Regions from separate parts of the Homo sapiens genome. Here regions 2, 3, 4 and 5 are each linked to region 1. A link is a contact called in ENCODE Hi-C or POLR2A ChIA-PET data. All regions are on one chromosome and are shown on one strand. Each heading gives the region's core, a stretch centred on a gene start or an enhancer-like site at or near the end of the contact. The rest is flanking DNA. Distances are from core to core; before and after follow the strand shown. Region 1 holds the start of ATF6 (activating transcription factor 6). Region 2 holds the start of PIGM (phosphatidylinositol glycan anchor biosynthesis class M). Region 3 holds the start of NUF2 (NUF2 component of NDC80 kinetochore complex). Region 4 holds the start of NCSTN (nicastrin). Region 5 holds the start of HSD17B7 (hydroxysteroid 17-beta dehydrogenase 7).

Region 1 (3,929 bases), core at 430-2,929:
CTGTAATCCCAGCTACTCGGGAGGCTGAGGCAGGAGAATCGCTCAAACCCGAGTGGCGGAGGTTGCGGTGAGCCAAGATTGCGCCATTACACTCTAGCCTGGGCAACAAAAGCGAAACTCCATCTCAAAAAAAGAGGTAAAGAAAAGAAATGTCATGAAAATATAATAGCTGACTAGCTGACAAAATAAATCATAACTACCCAATATATTCAAGTAGTCTTATTAATAACCAGGGATCTTAGGAAGAATAAAATCTGTAGACATGAGTTAGGAAAGCATTATAGAATAGATGCTAGGGGTACAGACTTTGGAGGTAGAAAAACCTGGTCTGATCCTTCTTCTGCCACTAACTAGCTCTAAGAATCTGAGCACAAATTCTGTTAGCCTCAGTTTCCTCATCTCTAAAATAAACAGTACCTCATTGGACTGTTGGTAGGATTAAACAAAATACTTCATGTCAAGAGTTTAACAGGGTCCCTGACACAAAGAGCTAAATAAATGGTTACTGTCACTAATGCATTTGGCTTGGGAAAATGGGAATAAAAAATCTTAAGTTTTCCAGCAACTCTTAAAAAATCTACCCAAGGATTAAAATAAATCTCCAATAGAATATAGTTTTAGAGAACATCTGTCCTTGAAACAATTAAATGACTTTGTTCAATAAAAAGTTGAGATTCCTTCCACTCCTGCTATTGAGAATGCTGATCCAAGGGAGAAAGATAAACTGGGTTCCCCCCAGTTCCAAGGCTGATGAGTGGTGTAGGCTCACTAGCGGGCCCATTTGGGAACCTACACAATCCCAAATTCATATTGGAACCTAAGAACAATATTACTATTATATCTTGCAATCAAGAGGAGAATAAAAGTCTCCTCTAAATACTTAGATAACAAAGTTTCTTCATTCTCATTTCCACTTCATCCCATTCCACCCTTCCTGACCACCAAAACCAAACAAAATATCCATTAACAAGAAAATTAAGAGCTGTATCTGGAGAGCAGTCAGGATTACACCATAAGTATTAGGTGTAGCTAAGCAGGGACCCGAGGTCAGGTGCTTGGGTGTTTTGCTTTTCTGCCAAGACGGACATCAGGCTTAAACCAATAGTAAAAGCTGTAAGATTAGAATTTCTTGTATATAACCACATTCTCTCATATACACCAAACACACAAAAACCCACTCCATTGTGCTCACCGCCCACATTTCACACTCAGGAAATAGCTTGTAGCCTTTTTGGCGGTCCCAGCCATTTTGCTCTAAACCTCCTAAAGACGTCCAGTGTTAGCCACACAAAAAGATCACCCGGTACTTCCCCAGTGGGAATAGTGAAAAACGACAGTTAACTCCAGTTAGACAATATTCTACTCTCCCTGTGGCCAGGACAGAAGCCGAACGATACTCCCAGACTCTTCCAGGGGCACGAACAGGAGTGACGAGGGGCCTCACTCCCCAGGCAGGGTTGGTCCACACCTGTCACCACGAGTGGGCGGAAGTAGGGAGGAAGAAACCTTTAGACGCGAACCCGAGCCACCCTGGTACATTCTCAGATCCCACTCACCCCAATCTTCATCCAGCCTGTGAAAGAGTCCCGGGCTAAAAGGTGACTCCATGGTGCCGGCAACCCCAGCCGGCTCCCCCATTTCACAAGTTCCTTCTCCCTGGAACTCCGTGATTAATATCTGGGACGGCGGCGGCAGGCGGACAAAATACTCCGTAACGCTGACGAGACGGTGGCCTAGTAAAGACAAACTACTTTTGCCGCACGAGGGATTTGTACGACACAGGAAAACGTCAGAGACTAAGCAAATTTGAATAGACCTCTGAGTAAATATTTCCCTTTTGGAGTTTTCAGGACTTTCTGTCCCGCTGTTTTATGGGGAAGGCGGGGGAAGACACGCAGACATCAATTCGACTAAACAAAGTTTATCAATAATATTAAAAATAAAAAGTAAAGCCCCTTTCTGAACATTATGGCTTATTCCTTGATTATCCTTCTTAATGCCACAGCGTGGCTATCTCAGAACAAAATTAGAGACTAACAGTAAATTTACTTTAATTTTTACGAATAATTCTCTATCAATGTAAAAATTTTTCATATACGCGTGTATGAAAGAAAAACACTACTATTTTTCCACATTCGTGAAAACTGCTTAACTGGGACAGTAACCGAGGTAAGTGGTACTATAAAACATACTTCTAGAAAGACTACTTTTATTTAAATAAATTGAAACAAAGCAAATATAAAAAGATAAACCCCCCAAATTTATCTCCTAAAGATAAATTTCTAAAGCATAGTATTTAGTCAAAGTCCAAGCGAGTCTACCCTAAGACCTACAGTAATCGAAGTTCCCAATATTTGTATTACTAAAGATTCGGGTTTTATTTAAAGGAAAATCACATACATCACGAACTCCAACTGAAAATATGAACTGAGTTTGATAAAGCAGTTTCAAGAACGCTACTTAAGAGAATTTCTTTTTCATCCATTTTAAATTTCAGCGGCCAGTGAATATTTAAAATACTGTAACCGACGAATACGTATGCTTCTAGGACCACGTGGAATCTTTCCCATGGTAGGTAAGCAAAACAAATGTGCTTCCCAGAACCCTCCAAACTGCTCGTGGGTATATTACTACAGATTACATAATGCAGCAGCGTTCCGGGACGCAAGCCCAGAAAAAGATAATTAAATCCCCTTACGTCAGATGTAACTACTTTTGTCATTAGAAAACTAATAAATTTTCACTTAAGGTGAAATTTATAACACTTTAATTCTCACCCAATTACAAATTCAAAAATTGACATAAAAAACTAAAATAAGGCCGGGCGCGGTGGCTCACGCCTGTAATCCCAGCACTTTGGGAGGCCGAGGCGGGCGGATCACGAGGTCAGGAGTTCGAGACCAGCCTGGCCAACATAGTGAAACCCTGTCTCCACTAAAAATACAAAAAGTTAGCCAGGCGTGGTGGCGGGCAAGTAGCTGTAATCCCAGCTACTCGGGAGGCTGAGGCAGGAGAATCGCATGAACGCGGGAGGCAGAGGTTGCAGCGAGCGGAGATCGCACCACTGCACACCAGCCTGGTCGACATTGCGAGACTGCGTCTCAAAAAAAAAAAAAAAAAAAAAACCTAAAATAAAATAAAATCATCGAGTCTTCTGTATCCCACTAGACACCTTAGTCTTTTAAGAAAATCACCATGACAAATCGCCAATTTTTTTAATTTCCAAAAGATTTTATTTTTATTCAAAAAGTGCAAGTAATTATGAAACAAACATTTGTGACCTATCACCAAGAATTTAAAAATTTAACATTTTTCATTTTTGTCCCAGATTTTTCATAAGAAATTAAATACTACAGAATTGAATTCCTCTTTCCTCCCTGCTTCATTTTCCTCCCTTGGCGTAGGCCACTTCTACCATGAATTTTATGGGTATAAAATTTTATTTTATAAAAATAAAAGTGTAATTCTAGTCCACTTTTATTTTTAGTTTTACGGTGCTTAAACATGTTTATAGACACATGCATTTAGTGTCATTTGGGTTTTTTTAATGTATGTAAACTTTAATGTTCTCCAAATCATTTTTCTTATTGGATATTAAGGATCTACCCATGGTATTTCCTTGAATGAATCTCAATTTCTCTCTCTCTCTCCCTCTTTTTTTTTTTTTTTTTTTTTTTGAGACAGGGGCTCACTTTGTCCCCTAGGCTGGATTGCAGTGGAGCCATCTCAGCTCACTGCAGCTTGACCTCCCAGGTTTAAGCGATCCTCATGCCTCTCCCCACAATAGCTGAGACTACGGGAACCCACCACCACACCCGACTAATTTTTGTATTTTTTGTAGAGACAGGATTTCACCATGTTGCCCAGGCTGGTCTCAAAACTTCTGAATTCAAGCAGTCCGCCCGCCTCTGCCTCCCAAACTGTTGAGA
Region 2 (3,929 bases), core at 1,054-3,553, 1.7 Mb after region 1:
AGTGACATGCTTAGTTTTTTTTTTATTTTATTTTTTTATTAGTTGTTTCCTTATCTGCCTAAATTTGGTGCCTCCCATCTCTCTACTAGGACAGCCATGTAGGGACAGATTGACTGAAACCTTTCTGCTATACTACTGAAACCAATCCAGCCACAAGGACCCTTACTTAGTTAATCCTCAGACACCTACCTCCCATATTTTCTATCTTAGGGAACTAAGCCTCACTTATCTATTATTTGCAGAAGAAAAGAATAAATCAGAGGTAGAAAGAGTCACAGTGAGAGAGAATATCCAGAATATCAAGATGAGAGATCAATAAGAGAAAACATAGGAAAATTAGAATTTGTGATCAACATTTTATTGGCAAGTCAGCCACATAATGATTAAGATATTCTAGGTCAGACAGACTGGGTTTTGAGTTCTAGCACTGTCACTAGTTAGCTATGTGACTTGGGAAAATTACTTAATCTCCATAAGCCTTGGTTTTCTTCATTTGTAAAGGTGGGAATATCTACCTTACATGAAAAGTACTTAGCATAATGCCTGGTACATTGCAAATGAGTCCTCAACAAATCCAGCTATTATAAATAATAGTAATCATCATCATCATAATCATCATTATATGAGTGGTGATGTGCTGCCACTATATATATGGCTAATATACTGCAAAAAAATGGTTAGAATTATCAATCTAAGGCATGTAATGATACCAAGGCATATAAAAGGACATAGAGCTATCACAATATGAATATGGAATATATAAGATTAACACAGTTCATCTCCAAGGGATAAATTGAAGTGTAGGATGGATGAGCAGCAGGTAGTTCTGGGAGCTGCATGTTCAGACTGCATGAAGTCACCTCCTTTTCCTTATTCTAGTCTAGAAGACTTCCCCTAGGAAGCAGGCTTATTCTATAAAATCCAATTAGTCAGTATTTACTAAGCATTTACCATGTGCCTAAGACTACAATAAATTACACATAATTGAAAAAAATTAAGGATAAGATATAATTTCTACCCCCAAGAACCCTATAATCTCTTGTGAGGGCTATGAATACAATCTAAAATAAAGTATCAAATTCTACAATGCGGACTATGTAAGTGCACTAAGTAACCACGGAAAGGGAAGAGCTAATGGGTTACAGTCCTTGGCAAGAAATTCATGGAAGTAGGGTTGGAGTGGGGTGGGGGGAGCAGGGGACCTTGACATACATAAAGGATATTTAAAAGGGAAAATAACTGGGAGTTGGGAGCAATCCAAAGATGCCACTCTAGAAATATTCTGGTAGGAGGAACCTCTAAAATCAATTCAACTTTACTGAATGGCTACTAGTACTGTGTTAGATGTTGAGGTAGAGAAAAGAACAAGATAATCTCTGATACCGAAGAATTGAAAGTGTCCTGATGGAAAACTAGGAGAGCAAAACAAACAAAAACAGTTATTACAAAGCAGTGTGACAAATGCTGTAACAAAGGAATGACCAGGGAGTTCTGGAGCACTGGGAGAACTTTTAGTAGCATGGCAGGGTCTTCTGTGTGAGTGATTTTCTGGAACTTAGATCCCGTCCGCCCCAGTCTACCTATCCTCGGACAGGGGAGGGGACTGGCATCTAAGTCATTCATTCTGCGTGATGAGGAAGTGAGTGGGAGCTGGGAGCTAACACTTGCACTGATGCCTGAAGGGTTGAGTAGGTATTTGCCAGAGTGATTGGAGAGCGGATGGCAACTTTGACAGAAGAAATAGCAAATACAGAGATACTGAGGCATAAGGGGCTGACAAGTTAAGGAATTTTGTGACGCTTTCCTGTCTTCTTTCCCATCACCTTCACCTAGGGTTGCCGGATAAAATACAAGCTGCCCACTTAAATCTGAATCTCTGATTACCAACTAGTAATTTAAAAATATAAGTATGCCTCCAATATTGCATGGAACATACACACTCAGCCCCCTTCAACTCATCCTGTCCTGTCCGGGGCCCACAAATCCCCGGTGAATACCGGCGAGCTAGTGGAGTAAAGCATGAGAAGGCTTATCTTCCTTTCACTCCTACATTTTTCACTCTCGGATCTCCAGCCCAGGACTGAAGGATGTAGCGCGCAGCCCGCAGCTCGCTGCTCGTCGGAGGGTTTTCCTCTGAGGACTGGAAATGGGGCGCGGGAAGAGGGCGGGGGGCGGCGGGCTGTCACTTACAAAGAAATCTCACTCCACTCCATAAAATCCTCAAGCCAGTGCCGGATTTCCCGGCAAGCGGACGTCTCCCCTCCCACGGACCGGAAATCCCGCCTCCGCTGGAAGAAGAAGCGGAAGCGAGACCGTCCATCCAGAGGAAGGCAAGTTTTTGGCTCGGGCGGCTGAGAAGACCGCGCGGGGCTGGAGACAGGTAGCAGTACGGGGGCGGGGCTTCATGCCGGATGTGATAGTCTGCAGTCGTTTCGGTTGGCAGCCTGGCGGGTGGGAGATGCGGCGGCCACCTGCTGCAAAGAACCGAAGGGAAGGTTAGAAGTACGAAGGCAGTTTGGAGCTGGGGCTAAGCAGCTGTCGCACGGTCAGATCATGGGCTCCACCAAGCACTGGGGCGAATGGCTCCTGAACTTGAAGGTGGCTCCAGCCGGCGTCTTTGGTGTGGCCTTTCTAGCCAGAGTCGCCCTGGTTTTCTATGGCGTCTTCCAGGACCGGACCCTGCACGTGAGGTATACGGACATCGACTACCAGGTCTTCACCGACGCCGCGCGCTTCGTCACGGAGGGGCGCTCGCCTTACCTGAGAGCCACGTACCGTTACACCCCGCTGCTGGGTTGGCTCCTCACTCCCAACATCTACCTCAGCGAGCTCTTTGGAAAGTTTCTCTTCATCAGCTGCGACCTCCTCACCGCTTTCCTCTTATACCGCCTGCTGCTGCTGAAGGGGCTGGGGCGCCGCCAGGCTTGTGGCTACTGTGTCTTTTGGCTTCTTAACCCCCTGCCTATGGCAGTATCCAGCCGCGGTAATGCGGACTCTATTGTCGCCTCCCTGGTCCTGATGGTCCTCTACTTGATAAAGAAAAGACTCGTCGCGTGTGCAGCTGTATTCTATGGTTTCGCGGTGCATATGAAGATATATCCAGTGACTTACATCCTTCCCATAACCCTCCACCTGCTTCCAGATCGCGACAATGACAAAAGCCTCCGTCAATTCCGGTACACTTTCCAGGCTTGTTTGTACGAGCTCCTGAAAAGGCTGTGTAATCGGGCTGTGCTGCTGTTTGTAGCAGTTGCTGGACTCACGTTTTTTGCCCTGAGCTTTGGTTTTTACTATGAGTACGGCTGGGAATTTTTGGAACACACCTACTTTTATCACCTGACTAGGCGGGATATCCGTCACAACTTTTCTCCGTACTTCTACATGCTGTATTTGACTGCAGAGAGCAAGTGGAGTTTTTCCCTGGGAATTGCTGCATTCCTGCCACAGCTCATCTTGCTTTCAGCTGTGTCTTTCGCCTATTACAGAGACCTCGTTTTTTGTTGTTTTCTTCATACGTCCATTTTTGTGACTTTTAACAAAGTCTGCACCTCCCAGTACTTTCTTTGGTACCTCTGCTTACTGCCTCTTGTGATGCCACTAGTCAGAATGCCTTGGAAAAGAGCTGTAGTTCTCCTAATGTTATGGTTTATAGGGCAGGCCATGTGGCTGGCTCCTGCCTATGTTCTAGAGTTTCAAGGAAAGAACACCTTTCTGTTTATTTGGTTAGCTGGTTTGTTCTTTCTTCTTATCAATTGTTCCATCCTGATTCAAATTATTTCCCATTACAAAGAAGAACCCCTGACAGAGAGAATCAAATATGACTAGTGTATGTTCCACACCCTCTGCTACTGTGTTACATTCTGATTGTCTTGTATGGACCAGAAGAGAGCTTTGGGACATTTTTTCTGAACATTCTAAGCATTCTAGTG
Region 3 (3,929 bases), core at 814-3,313, 1.6 Mb before region 1:
CCAGATATGGTTGGTCTAGGGCACAGTATAATGGCCTCTGCTGTAGCACTTACTGATCAACTGAAACTCCAAGAACTTCATCATGACCGTCTTGCATCAAGGCGGCTTCTCCCTGTTCTTTTTTTCCCCCTTTCCCTCTCTTTTTTTTTGGTCACCATCTGCTGTGTCACTTGTGTTCTTGTTGTATAAATTGATTATTTGAAACTTAAGCAAGGATTTGTACTTTCTACTATTAAATTTCATGATTGCAAGCTTTCCTTTTAGAGCTAGGACGTTTTGTCTATTTTTTTTTCTTTGAGGCAGGGTCTCAGTTTGTCATCCAGGCTGGAGTGCAGTGTGGCACAATCACAGCTCACTGCAGCCTCGACCTCCCAGGCTCAAGCTATCCTCCTGCCTCAGCCTCTCAAGTAGCCAGGACGACAGCAGGCACACACTACCACGCCCTGTTAATTTGTGTGTGTGTGGAGATAGGGTCTCACTATGTTGCCCAGTCTGGTCTTGAACTTCTGGGCTCAAGTGATCCTCCCACCTCAACCTCCCAAAGTGCTGGGATACAAGCATAAGCCACCTTGCCAGGCCACAGAGCTGGGATCTTTTGGAATCCAGATTCTGATGCATCACATATTAGATGTTCCCTTCAGCATAAATATGCATTCTACATTTTCATCTAAGTCACAGCCTTAAAAACTGTTCATAAAAGGACTGGACCAAAGAAAGACTTCAGAAAAAGTCACTTTTCCAAAAAAGCTGCATCTGAATTAGAGAGTATTGCAATAGAAAGCGTAGGTGTAAAGTATCTTCATAATTATTATCACTTGTTCCTCTCTTCTCTAATGTTTGGCACTCTGCTATCAGATTAATCCTTATAAAAACACTTAACGCATCATATAATATTTGTATGAAAATACTTCAATTACTCACCTTACCCACCACATCAAATTCAAATTTTTCTGCTAGGCTTCTAAACCCTTTAATAATTGAATGAAATTTCTGCTCCAAGTTAGTCTCCTAACTTTCCCAAACTTCCAGTATTTCCTTTTGGAACCTCCTCCAATATCCAAATTCTATCATTCTTTCGAAGTACAATTTCAGTTACAATTTATTCATTAACGAGAGATGAAGACACTTTCCAACTACATAGTTTGAGCTCCTAGGTGGGATAAAGTATATAAATGACTTAATATATATGCAGTAATACTCTGTCTAACGAGTAGCAAAGATTAACCTATAATTACTCATCTGGTTTCTCATTTATTTGCAGCACCACGATGCTGAGCAGAGTGAGTAGGTACTAAAAGTACTCTGTTAAATTTTACACACTTCGTTTTGTTAAAATAAACTATTTGTGGACATCACAGTTCCACGAGGCAGAGATTAAACAAAAATAAACAGAAATGGCTCCCAACTTCAATGAATTAAGTAAAACGTTCCTTGAACTTTTAAAAGGAACAATGATGGCGTTATGCATGCGTAGTGCTATATATGCGCTGCTCTTTTCCTTTGAATTTTGGATTAGGTGTGATATTTTTACCTTTTCATTCATGGTTTTGGATTTGGTTAAGAAACGTTTGGCAACGGAGATGTGTAAAAAGCTGACAAGCATCTGCAGCCAAATAAACCACATTACCACCGCCTTTCCAAAAATCACACATAAATGTATGCCTAACTTGAACAATTTCAGCTCAAGCTCGTCTTCTTCGGTCTATGCTGCACCAGAAAACACCCGTTAGTTTAGTAGGAACTGAGCTCTGGTTGTTTCTGGGACTAACATCAAATAAAAAGTAACGACGGGCCCGCCCCTCACCTCCCAGGCTCTGGTTTCTTCCGCCTCCTCCCACCGCTGAGCACGACGAAAACACCGCCAGGCCCAGCGTCCCGGCACCTGCCCGCGCCTTGGGATGGAGAAGGCGTCTGTCTGCAGGCTTCCTTCCTCCGTCCTCTCGCGCTCACCTACAGTGCCGGCCGCCGACAGGAAGACGGCGAGTTCGGGGAGCAGCTACAAGCAAAGTCAAAAATCAGCAAACGTCAACCGTCATCACTTTTCAAACTTGCCGCCTCCTACTGGAAGTCCCGCCCCATTCCGCCAAGCCCACGTCCAACCGCGACGGATGCCGGTTGGGCTCAAGAGACGCCAGGCAGGTGGGACTGGAGTTGTCATGGAAGGGGCAGGGCGCAGGGCGGAACCATTGCTCGCGGAGCTGGCGTCGAGTCGGAACCTCGGACTGCAGGAAGTGGGAGCACCGCGGTTTCGGGGAAGAGACCGGGGTTGAGCGTCTAGCCCATCTCTGCGTGACTTCCGCCAGCGTTTAGAGCGTTTTCGGGGTCCGAGTTGAAGAGCAAAACCAAGTGAAGGAAACTTCACTAAGTTCAGGGTGACAAGGGAGGAAGTACAGAGGTAATTTATAGAATTCCAGAGTAATAATAACTTGTTGAACATTGATTATGTGCCGGGTTTTGTTAGATGCTTATAAGCATCATCTCATTTAGACTTCATTAAAGGGGAGAAAAGGGATAGTGGAGAGATACTATCATCCCCTCAGGTGAGGGCTCTGAATCAGAGAATGCAGTTCTCTGCGCACAGTAGTTCACAAGTAGCATAGCTGGGATATGAACACACATCCTCTGACTCTGTGCTCATAAGCACGACTTCAAGAGGTGGAAGGAACATAACAGTTCATCTGGTCAAATCCTCTCGCTTTCACCGATATGAAAACTGGACTCAGAGAGAAGTGATTTGTTAGAAGTTATACAGTAAGTGGGACTGTAAAGTAGAAACCAGGTCTCCTGATTTTAGCTTCTCCCTCTTCGATCAGTGCTTTTCACCTCTGAACTGTTCCCCAAATTTGCACATTCCTGAGTGAGTTGCATTCTTCAGATAAGGGGCCCTGAAATCTGTATTTTTTTACATGGTATTTTGTTTGTTTGTTTTGGCAAGAGTGGAAACACTGCATTTAACACAAGTTAGGAAGCCATGGCAGGCCTGGTTGTCAGGGGAGAAAGCCATTAAGTTTTATTGAGGTTTGGGACAGGAGAAGACGTAATAGGACTTGTATCTGGTCACAGAGTAGAGCATCATCTGGTGACAGTCGTGTGTTGGATGGGGAACCTGAACTGAATTATGTGAAAAAAGTGCTAGAAAGGTTGTATTGAATGTAGACACAAATTCCGCTGCTTTGTCCTGTCCTGAAGAACTAAACCTATTGATAGTGAAGTCTATACCAATTCTAAATAAAAATACATTTCATATCATTAGTTCAGGGCTTTTGTCTTTCCTTTCAATGTCTATTTACTGATGTAAGTCTCAAAGTCGGAATCTAGTAAGACCCAAAAGGACATTAAGAAAATAGATTTTAAAAAAATATTAGAGTCAGTGAGGAAAGCAGAAAAAAGAGACCTGTCTCATTGACACTTGCCAAATCAAATTGATTACTGATACATGCATAATTTCCACCAAATTATATGTCCTTAGAGGCAGGGAAGGGAACCATAGCGTAGTGACTGAGAGCACATCTCTACGGTCAAAGGGAGTTGGATTGAAATCCCTGATCACACCATTTACTACCTAGGTGGACTTAGGCGAGCTATTTAACCTAACTGAGCTCGTTTCTGCATCTTTAAAATAGGGTGACAGTTCTATCTGCTTTATACGGTATCATGAAGATTAAGTGAATTAGTTCCTGTAGAGTGCTTAATTAAGTGCCTGGCAAAATTGTGAGTACTTGAAAAGTATTAGCTGTTATTTTGACTATTATTATTTATACATGGTCCCTAGGAAAATACCTTGCAAGTGGCAAGTGCTCAACAAATGTCTAAATTGTCGTTGAGAATCTAGAAAAAAAACCAAGCGATTTATGTGAAAGCCAAGATTAGAATGGACCATGGAGAAAGAGAAAAATGAGGCAAAGGAAGAAAAGAGCAAGACAACCATT
Region 4 (3,929 bases), core at 633-3,132, 1.4 Mb after region 1:
GCCGAGATCGTGCCATTGCACTCCAGCCTGGGGGACAAGAGTGAAACTCCGTGTCAAAAAAAAAAGGTCTCTCAGCTTAGTGCTCGGGCCACCAGATCCTGGCATCATCACTTATTACCAGTATGATCTTGGGAAAGTTACTCAACTTCTTTAAGTTTTAGTTTCATCATTTATAAAGTGACAATAACAGTAAGACCTATTTTGTGGGGTTGTGGTTGGGGTTGTATGAGATGCACATGTAAAAAGCTTGGTATGCAGCATTTACTAAATGTTAGTTCTTATTAATTATCTTGCCTAGCTTGACAGACGGTTATCTGTAACTGCCTACATACAGTCCAATATAAGTGTCAAATCTCCTAAGCAGGACATGGATGTTACTTAGTATCTAGGGCACAGACAAATATCAATGTCCACAAACATGAATCCATCTCAACTCACACTGGCAGCCAATCTGATGAGTGGCGTTGAGCAGGCGAACACAGGGAGCTGTTTTATTTAAGGGGATATATATCTTCCTCTCCACTGAGTTTCCCCTGCACAAACCTGATCGGAAGATAAAAAGTGTTAGAAAAATTTGAGAGACACAGGTACTAGCTTCTATCGTGTCATTAACCTGAAGTATGGCTTGGGTAAATCATTTAATATCATACTTTCTAAAATGAGATTAAAGTCCATTCTTCTGATTTCTTGGGCACACACTTATCGTAACAGATACATGTTCTACATGGCACCCAGCTATGTGCCTCAAAGGGTTATTACAAAGTCCATGTAGCGCCATTGACAGTGACACTAAAAGAGAGAAAACTTGGTCAAAGGAAAGGTGTTTGACCTTAGATTTGCCAGATTCTGGTTGCACAGGTGATCACACTTCTGCTTGTATATCCTGTATGTATATTACTAATTGGTTAATACACAGGTGCTGGGCTAAGAAAACTTTCTGAGGCATTTTTCCAAGAGTGTGAACAGAATTGAGAGAAACCTTATGACATACACGGGTCAGTTAATTTAACATCAGCAGGTCATTTGTGTGCCCACAGTGTGGGGCAGCTGTAGTTTCTCCTTTGAGGATCCTTAAAAACAATGTGAATTGGGGGAAGGCACAGTCATAGTTATATACAGGCATTTGCATTTTAGGGCTTGACCAACTAAAAAGCCATGTATCAGTAAATGAACGCGTATCAGCAAACACTTAAGTACATTATAAATGCCAAAAGTTCCTTGAATTGTTACTTCAGGGTCTTCACAGTTAAGAGTACCCATATCCTACCTTATTCTTGCTTTACTGATTAAAAAAAAAAAAAAAAAAAAAACCTGAGGCAAGGCAGGGGGACACAGACTTAGGATGTAATCAACAGAGGAAGAAATAAGAAATCCACCTTTTAAGCGCCGCACAGCACCCACAGAACAAGATTGCTTTCGTCTCAAAAAGTCTAAACGCGAGGAAGAAAGCTAACTTTCACACCTGTTCCTTTCGACTGTGGGGTGGGTGGCTGGGGTTGTGGGAAAAACGAGACATCTGGACAAAGTGGGAGAGGGTCAGGCTCGAAGTCCAGGAAGAGGCCTAGAGAAGGGAGTGAAGCGACACGACGTGCTGCGGGGGAGAAGGGACCTTCAGGTCCAGGCAAAGGGGGAACTTCTGTCGTGGGAACGAAAAAGAAAGAGGATTTACAGGGTGGGGGGACAGAGGGGCAGCAGGAACCAGAAGGGAGACAGTGGCGGTCGCGGCGGGGCCGATCCGAGAGTTCCCCTTAGAGAACGGAGCTCACGGGCGGGGAGGCCTCACCTGCTAGTAGGACGCAGAAAGACAGAAGGCGAAGGAGACCCCGACTTCCCGGGTCAGCCCCAGAGCCACCCCCTGCCGTAGCCATCTTGCCTCTCTGCTGAGCGGAAGCCCCCGTTCGGCTCCTGTCTGTTAGCGGCCTCTCTAGGCTACCACTGACACCGTCTCTGTGGCCCGGAGCCTAAGAGACCGGAAGTTCGTGTTTCCAGGCGCTTCCGGAAACCGCGGGAGAGGGTCGCTGACGTGGAGGCGTCCGAAGGGCAGCAGGGTGTGTCGGGGCTCGGATTAAGACATCGGAGTCGGAGACCTGAGAGATGTTAACCAAATTCGAGACCAAGAGCGCGCGGGTCAAAGGTAGTGGAGAATAAAAGGGGGAACATGGAGGTTGGATGTCAGGAGCGGCGCTGACACCGGGGAAGAGAAAATGGGTAGAGGTGTTGGTCGAAATGGGCCCACCAGACGGACCCGGAGGAAGACGGAGGGTGGGAGAGAGGTTGGGCCTGGCTAGCGGTTCTCCAGTCCCCTCTTCTTTGGTGTGTCCTTGGGCTTCGATTTACCTATAAAGTGGCTCCCACACTGCAGGGGATTCCTTAGACCCCCTCCCTATTCTTTCTTCCCCCTTTCTCTCTTGGCTGTGCTCCCGATTTGTGTTGTTCTGCTCCAAAGGCCCTGTGATCTGTTGGCTTTTTGATGACTGTGTTATATGGAGTGGCCCTGGGAACTGAGTCTCGATCTCTGTTACTCGCACCCGAGTCAGTAGCCTTTTTGGAGACGAGTAGTGGCAACCTCACTTAAGGAGGCCTTGGCTGCAGCATCTCAACATCAGTGCCTCCATTCGGCTTTATTTACTACCCGGAAATAGTACTTGAGGCTTATAACCCCAATAAAGTCTCAACTTGATAGAGTTGCCAGATAAAATGCAGGATACCCAGTTAAATTTGAATTTCAGGTAAACAATGAATAGTTTTTTAGTCTGTCGTTGCTTACCAGAAGTTCAAATTTATCTGGAAATCTCGTATTTTTATTTGCTAAGTACGGCAGCTCTAGAGCTCGAGTGTGGGTCGTTGGGGGTGGAGGGCAAATACTGAGATCGCAGTATTAGCCTCAGAACGTTAGAATGTGAAAGTCAGAGAAGTAAGGTCTCCGAAGACCTGGAAAAAATAGTATCTAGAATATTTAGTGAGATGCAGCGTAACAAAGTGGTTAGGAACTTGGTCTTTGAAGTCAGATGGGCTTGCCTTGGAATCCTGAGACATCCACTAACAAGCTGTGACTTGGATGACTTACTTAATGTCTCTAAGTCTGTATTTCCTCATCTGTAAAATCGTCTTTTATAGAGAGTATTAAAATGAGAAAGTATATGGAGTGTATTTATTACAGCGCCTGGTGTAGACTCAGTAGCTCAAAAACTGGAGGTTGTTATCAATGTGTGAATATATTCTGAGCAGTTTCTAAGTCTCTTGGGAAACTTGACCTTGAAAGATGGGTACCATTAAGAATTTCTGAGACCTGTATAGGTGAAATGTGAAATGGGTCTTCATAATCTTTCAGTTTTCTTTTCTGCTCCTAATTTCTTGCTGGGCAGTACAGAAGGAAAAACAAAGATGTCATAATATTTGAGGGCAAACATCCATTGTTGAGTGTACTTATATATCATAATTAAAAAAAAGAACCTAATGGAAAAATAGACAATTTAGAAGAAAAATTGTAAATGTTCAATAAATAATTAAAATAGTTCCACCTCACTAGTAATGAAAGAAATGCAAGAAAAAAAAAGTTAAGTTACTTTTTTGGGGGGAGGGTCTTAGATTTATAAAACAAAACAACAAATAGCTGATAGCAGCCTGTGTGCAAAATGGGCACCTCCATAAACTTCATGAGACTGTATATTGATACAGTGTTTTTACATTTAAACTATATGTACTAAAATGTTAAGTGCACATATTCTATTCCTGAGCAATCTCACAGGTCTTTAGCCTAGGGCAGTAATAATGCAAATAGGCTAGATTATGTGTAGAAGTATCTTCAGTAGGCTCTTCTGATAGCCAAAAATTGGCGGACAAAATGCCTGTTAGAATAATATAAGTGTAGTACATTTGTCCCTTGTAGTTAAAAAGAATGAGGTTATGTTTATATGTACTTCCATGAG
Region 5 (3,929 bases), core at 858-3,357, 1.0 Mb before region 1:
ACCTGGACAATGGTGACCTCAGCAGTGGGGTGAGAGGCCAGCAGAGCAGCACAGACAGCTTCTGCCTTGCTCATGTTCCTGCACGCCAAACACAGATGAAGCTCATCATCTTCCGCCAGCAGCCGCTTGCAGAGGGCCAGGCCAATGCCACTGGGAGGACAATTCAGACACAAGATGTGGGTTATCTGGGATGGCATCAGGTACAGGCATTTCTCTCTGGTTCAGAAAACTGTGTCAAGTTGACCTCCAATGAGAAGCCCAGATAGAAAGAAAAGACTCAACAATTATTTAAGAAGGGAGGAATCCTACACTCCAATAGTCACTTGCTTGAGACACAGCCTAGTTTGTGTTTTTCTCATTTTGAAAAACTTCAATGACAAAATAACTGGACTGAAAACAAGAATTGTTCTTTAGTTTTTCTACTACTGGGCTTTATCCTGCCAGTGGTTTTCATTTTGTACCTATTATGTCACTCATGAAAATGATTTAATATATCACCAGTAAGGGCTCAAAAGAGCATCTTATTAGCTGTTTCCTATGTGCATTTTGACTTTGCTGTCTAGGCTCCTCAGGGGCAAGGGCTCTACCACCTACTGGTATCGTAAACACCATAAGGAGCACCAGAAATCTCTGATAAAGGAACAGATGAATCTTTCAGGATGAGGCATCAGTAACATGGCAGGATGTACAAATCCCTCTCAACAACTATGATTAAATAATAGAAAAAGAAAGAACTCAACATGATTAAGTAGAAGGTAGGAATACACTAAATATTAGATGAGTACACCACTTGGAAACAAAGAACTTCAAAACCAGCATTGTAAAACCGCATAGGAGTGGTGACAGCAGTCAGACCAGCCTGGCTGATAGCAATGAAAAGCTGGGTAATAAGTTCTCTTTCAAGACTTAAGCTGATTCCAGGCAAATATGTTAATAGTTAAAACCCAAAAAGAGCCTGGAACCATCAGTAATCTATTAGCACCAACAACAAAGCATCAAAAATATTTATTTGTCCTCACATGAGAACAGTAGGCATTTAATATACAATTGCACATGTCACAATATATGTAAAAGAAACAGACAAAATCAATTCTGACTTACTCAGTACCTTCCACATAAGAAGCACCAATCAACGGTTAAAGTCACTTGAGAGGGTATGCTAAAAAGTTGCCAAATGCAGACACCTACCAAGCTGGCTTAGTTAATACGCATGTGGTTAAATAATTGAAAGTGGATCAATCTTAAATGTTTAACATGTCCTCTGTCTTAATCATTTAAAAATGCCAAATGCAACTAGTAGAAAAATGGTTTGATTGGCTTCATCCTCCACACATTTTTCACAGAAGTGCAAATGACAGGTAAAACAAGCAACAGAAGAGGCTGAGAGACTAAACGAGCAACCCTGGAATTATTATGAGCTGGTTATTCTGCACCCCAACCATGCCTTCATAGGAAAAGATTAATTTTCTCTGGGTTTCTGAAGAGTATGTTAGCTCTCTAGCACTGAGCTAAATGAAACGGGATTGTTTTCTCTCCACCGTCCTAATGTTCATGGGTGTTCAAATTTGTAGGCAAAAGGCTTGTACAGACAAAACACCTGGAGTATAAGACATGATCACGTGGTCAGGAGCAAAATATTGGGCACTGACGATAAATACGAACAGTAGGCAAAGATGGAAAAGGGGCGGAGCCCGCCTGAGTACCCCATTGCCTTGATAACCTCAGGATCATCACTGCGACACTCATCACTTACTGATGCTCTAGTTTTCCTTTTCACTGTCATGTTTAATACAAAGCACCAGTTACTGAGCACCTCAAGAGGCCGACATGCCCCACACCTGCTGCAGACTCCGGGGAACCTAGGCAAAGCCAGGGGCGGGCGCTTCCGGGGTCCGTTCGTGGAGGGTCGCAGACCCCTGCTCTCTCGGACCCCTGATCCGCTGCCGCCTCTGCCAACCCAAAGGAGGCCTCACCTGCTAGCCCCGGTGATCAAAACCACCTTTCGCATCTTCGCGCACTCACACTTCCAAGCAGTGAAGCAAACACCGCCGCTGCTTTCGGAAGTCCTACGATTTCGGGCCGCCTCACCCGTCACCAATCAGAGTACGGCCACGCCCCGCCTCCCGTTGCGTCATCGAGTCTGAGCTGATCCCTCCAATCTCAGTCCGCCAACCGTTCCCTGCCCTCGGAGACGGCGTCGGGTGAGATAGGCCGAGGGGCGGAGCTGCGTGACGCAAAGCCCGGAGCCATTCCAGGCTCTTCTCGCTCCGCCTAGGCGCAGGTGTCTGTCACTGCTTCCTAGGGCTCAGCGGGCGCCTGATCTTTAATCCTGGTGGGGGCGTCACCCGGCCTAGCACTCAGGACAGGATCTGTGACACGCACTGGGTCTGTGCCCTGGCGCCTGAGATTGGCACTTCTTTGCAGGAAGGCCTCACGGTATTTGCACCAGTGCCCATTTTAGAGAAAAGGTTTGGGTCTAGGAGCCAAAGTTGGGCGATTATCATCTAATTTTCCACTCCTTTTTGGATGTACAGATCCAGGCATTGTGCCACTTCACAGCCCAACTTTTGATCCCAGACCTCCTCCTCTAAAGAAGCTTATTTGAGAAAATGAGCACTGATTTTATTAAGAACTTTATGTAGAATCAGACGTAAATTACCAGTATTCAAAACTTGGAATGTGGCGTGGAATCAGAATCTCAGAACTTCATTCTCCGAAGTACTGAGAATGTGCTGTAACCTTCTGTATCAGTGCATCTCAAACTGTGCTAAAGGACCTGTTTTTGTCTCCAAGCCATCCCAGATGGGTGCTTTTAGAAAATACAAAAAAATAAAGTGCTAGAAAAAGAAAAGCAAAAGGCATACAAAACACAAGCCCCGATATTTTATTATTAGATCCAAGACATATAAAAGTACTCTGCCAAAATGAGGCAGAATAGGGTTTGGAGGCAGGGTACTTAAGGCCACTTCGTGCTGACTTCCTAAAGCTCAATCAAGGAAAAACAGCAAGGGCTGGAAGTAGGGAATCTGAGACCAATTGGTGCTGGCTTCCCAAAGCTGGATCAAAAGGAAAACACCTGGGTCTGGGGGCCGAGAGCCTAGGGTCAATTAACACCAACTTCCTAAAGCTAAACCAGAAGGAAAAACCCCATCTCCCCACTCCCCAGTAGCAAAGGATCAAAGGCTACTCTCCCTACAACCTTCTGTTCTCAGACCAAACTGAGGGTTGGGCTGCTATTTTTCAAGGCCCAATAACGAGATGCAGATGAGCTGGGGAGGAAGAGAGTTTTTATTTCTGTAACCGGTTGCAGGGAGAAGGCCTGGAAATTATCACCAGACCAACTCAAAATTACAGTTTTTCAGAGCTTATATGCCTTCTAAGCGAACTGTCTATGTGTAAGTGTGCATTTATCTAAAGACATAAGTGATTAACTTCTTTTAATCTGTAACTAAGGTCTGAGTCCTGAAAACCTTCCTCTGGAGCCTCAGTAAATTTACTTAACCTAAATGGGTCCAGGTGCTGGGGTGATTGCCCTTGTATTCTCTCCTGCTAAGTGGTGGAGGTTTGAGGAGTTCTCTTAGACCCCCCAATAAACTTGTTTGTGGAGGCCTGGGGAGTTTCTTCAGACCACAATAAAACTTGTTTAATCCTAAAGGGGTCCGGTTAAGAATTCTTTCTTTATTTTGTATGCTTTAAGAGGCCCAGGAAAGGCCTAGGCAAAATTCTTGATGGGCTTTTGTTACATCCCAGCCTTTGTATAAGGGCACTGGCTTTTAATATTTAACCACTTAGTACTGAAACAGTTGTTAGTGAGACCTGGCCTGCCACACTTCCACCATGTCTCAGATGGAAAGGGAAAGTGCCTTGGATTGGCTGTGGGCCAAGCACTAAGCATGGGCCATGCCATCATCTGCATAGGGCACAAATTC

Evidence for each region. Hi-C counts contacts between places; a loop is a spot of excess contacts on that map. ChIA-PET counts read pairs that join two places held with the same protein, here RNA polymerase II (POLR2A). Pooled maps may share reads with other maps.
Region 2: a pooled map shows a loop between it and region 1 (25-fold over the local background). The contact joins the promoter of PIGM here to the promoter of ATF6 in region 1. A Hi-C loop is called at or near these places in 6 of 50 pooled maps.
Region 3: a map of dorsolateral prefrontal cortex shows a loop between it and region 1 (19-fold over the local background). The contact joins the promoter of NUF2 here to the promoter of ATF6 in region 1. A Hi-C loop is called at or near these places in 2 of 168 maps with a recorded cell type or tissue (CD8-positive, alpha-beta T cell and dorsolateral prefrontal cortex) and 14 of 50 pooled maps. POLR2A ChIA-PET finds 5 or more read pairs at or near these places in 1 of 52 experiments (GM12878).
Region 4: a loop to region 1 is called in a pooled map, with 8 times the contacts of the local background. The contact joins the promoter of NCSTN here to the promoter of ATF6 in region 1. A Hi-C loop is called at or near these places in 1 of 168 maps with a recorded cell type or tissue (ascending aorta) and 10 of 50 pooled maps.
Region 5: a pooled map shows a loop between it and region 1 (2.6-fold over the local background). The contact joins the promoter of HSD17B7 here to the promoter of ATF6 in region 1. A Hi-C loop is called at or near these places in 5 of 50 pooled maps.

What each region holds. Positions count from the first base shown.
Region 1 is chr1:161,764,070-161,767,998 of GRCh38, reverse strand. It overlaps ATF6 (activating transcription factor 6), which reads right to left and starts at 1,679. Exons shown (of 16, transcript NM_007348.4): 1 at 1,557-1,679. The coding sequence starts at 1,638. It overlaps ATF6-DT (ATF6 divergent transcript), which reads left to right and starts at 1,852. Exons shown (of 3, transcript NR_187280.1): 1 at 1,852-2,169; 2 at 2,498-2,575; 3 at 3,842-3,929. LOC124904444 (a long non-coding RNA gene) reads right to left here and starts at 1,550. Exons shown (of 2, transcript XR_007066695.1): 1 at 1,193-1,550. RefSeq lists enhancers at 1,672-1,751, 1,782-1,861, 3,401-3,570.
Region 2 is chr1:160,030,364-160,034,292 of GRCh38, reverse strand. PIGM (phosphatidylinositol glycan anchor biosynthesis class M) reads left to right here and starts at 2,303. Exons shown (of 1, transcript NM_145167.3): 1 at 2,303-3,929. The coding sequence starts at 2,554. The coding sequence ends at 3,825.
Region 3 is chr1:163,320,088-163,324,016 of GRCh38, reverse strand. NUF2 (NUF2 component of NDC80 kinetochore complex) reads right to left here and starts at 2,063. Exons shown (of 14, transcript NM_145697.3): 1 at 1,805-2,063. LOC127814295 (a long non-coding RNA gene) reads left to right here and starts at 2,282. Exons shown (of 5, transcript NR_182654.1): 1 at 2,282-2,395. It also overlaps a transcript of RGS5 not described here. RefSeq lists enhancers at 1,844-2,073, 2,114-2,323.
Region 4 is chr1:160,341,336-160,345,264 of GRCh38, reverse strand. NCSTN (nicastrin) reads right to left here and starts at 1,882. Exons shown (of 17, transcript NM_015331.3): 1 at 1,784-1,882; 2 at 439-543. The coding sequence starts at 1,868. It overlaps COPA (coat protein complex I subunit alpha), which reads left to right and starts at 2,015. Exons shown (of 33, transcript NM_004371.4): 1 at 2,015-2,134. The coding sequence starts at 2,095. RefSeq lists enhancers at 1,813-1,862, 1,135-2,082.
Region 5 is chr1:162,788,880-162,792,808 of GRCh38, reverse strand. It overlaps HSD17B7 (hydroxysteroid 17-beta dehydrogenase 7), which reads right to left and starts at 2,107. Exons shown (of 9, transcript NM_016371.4): 1 at 1,974-2,107; 2 at 1-150. The coding sequence starts at 2,008. RefSeq lists silencers at 523-723, 2,120-2,179.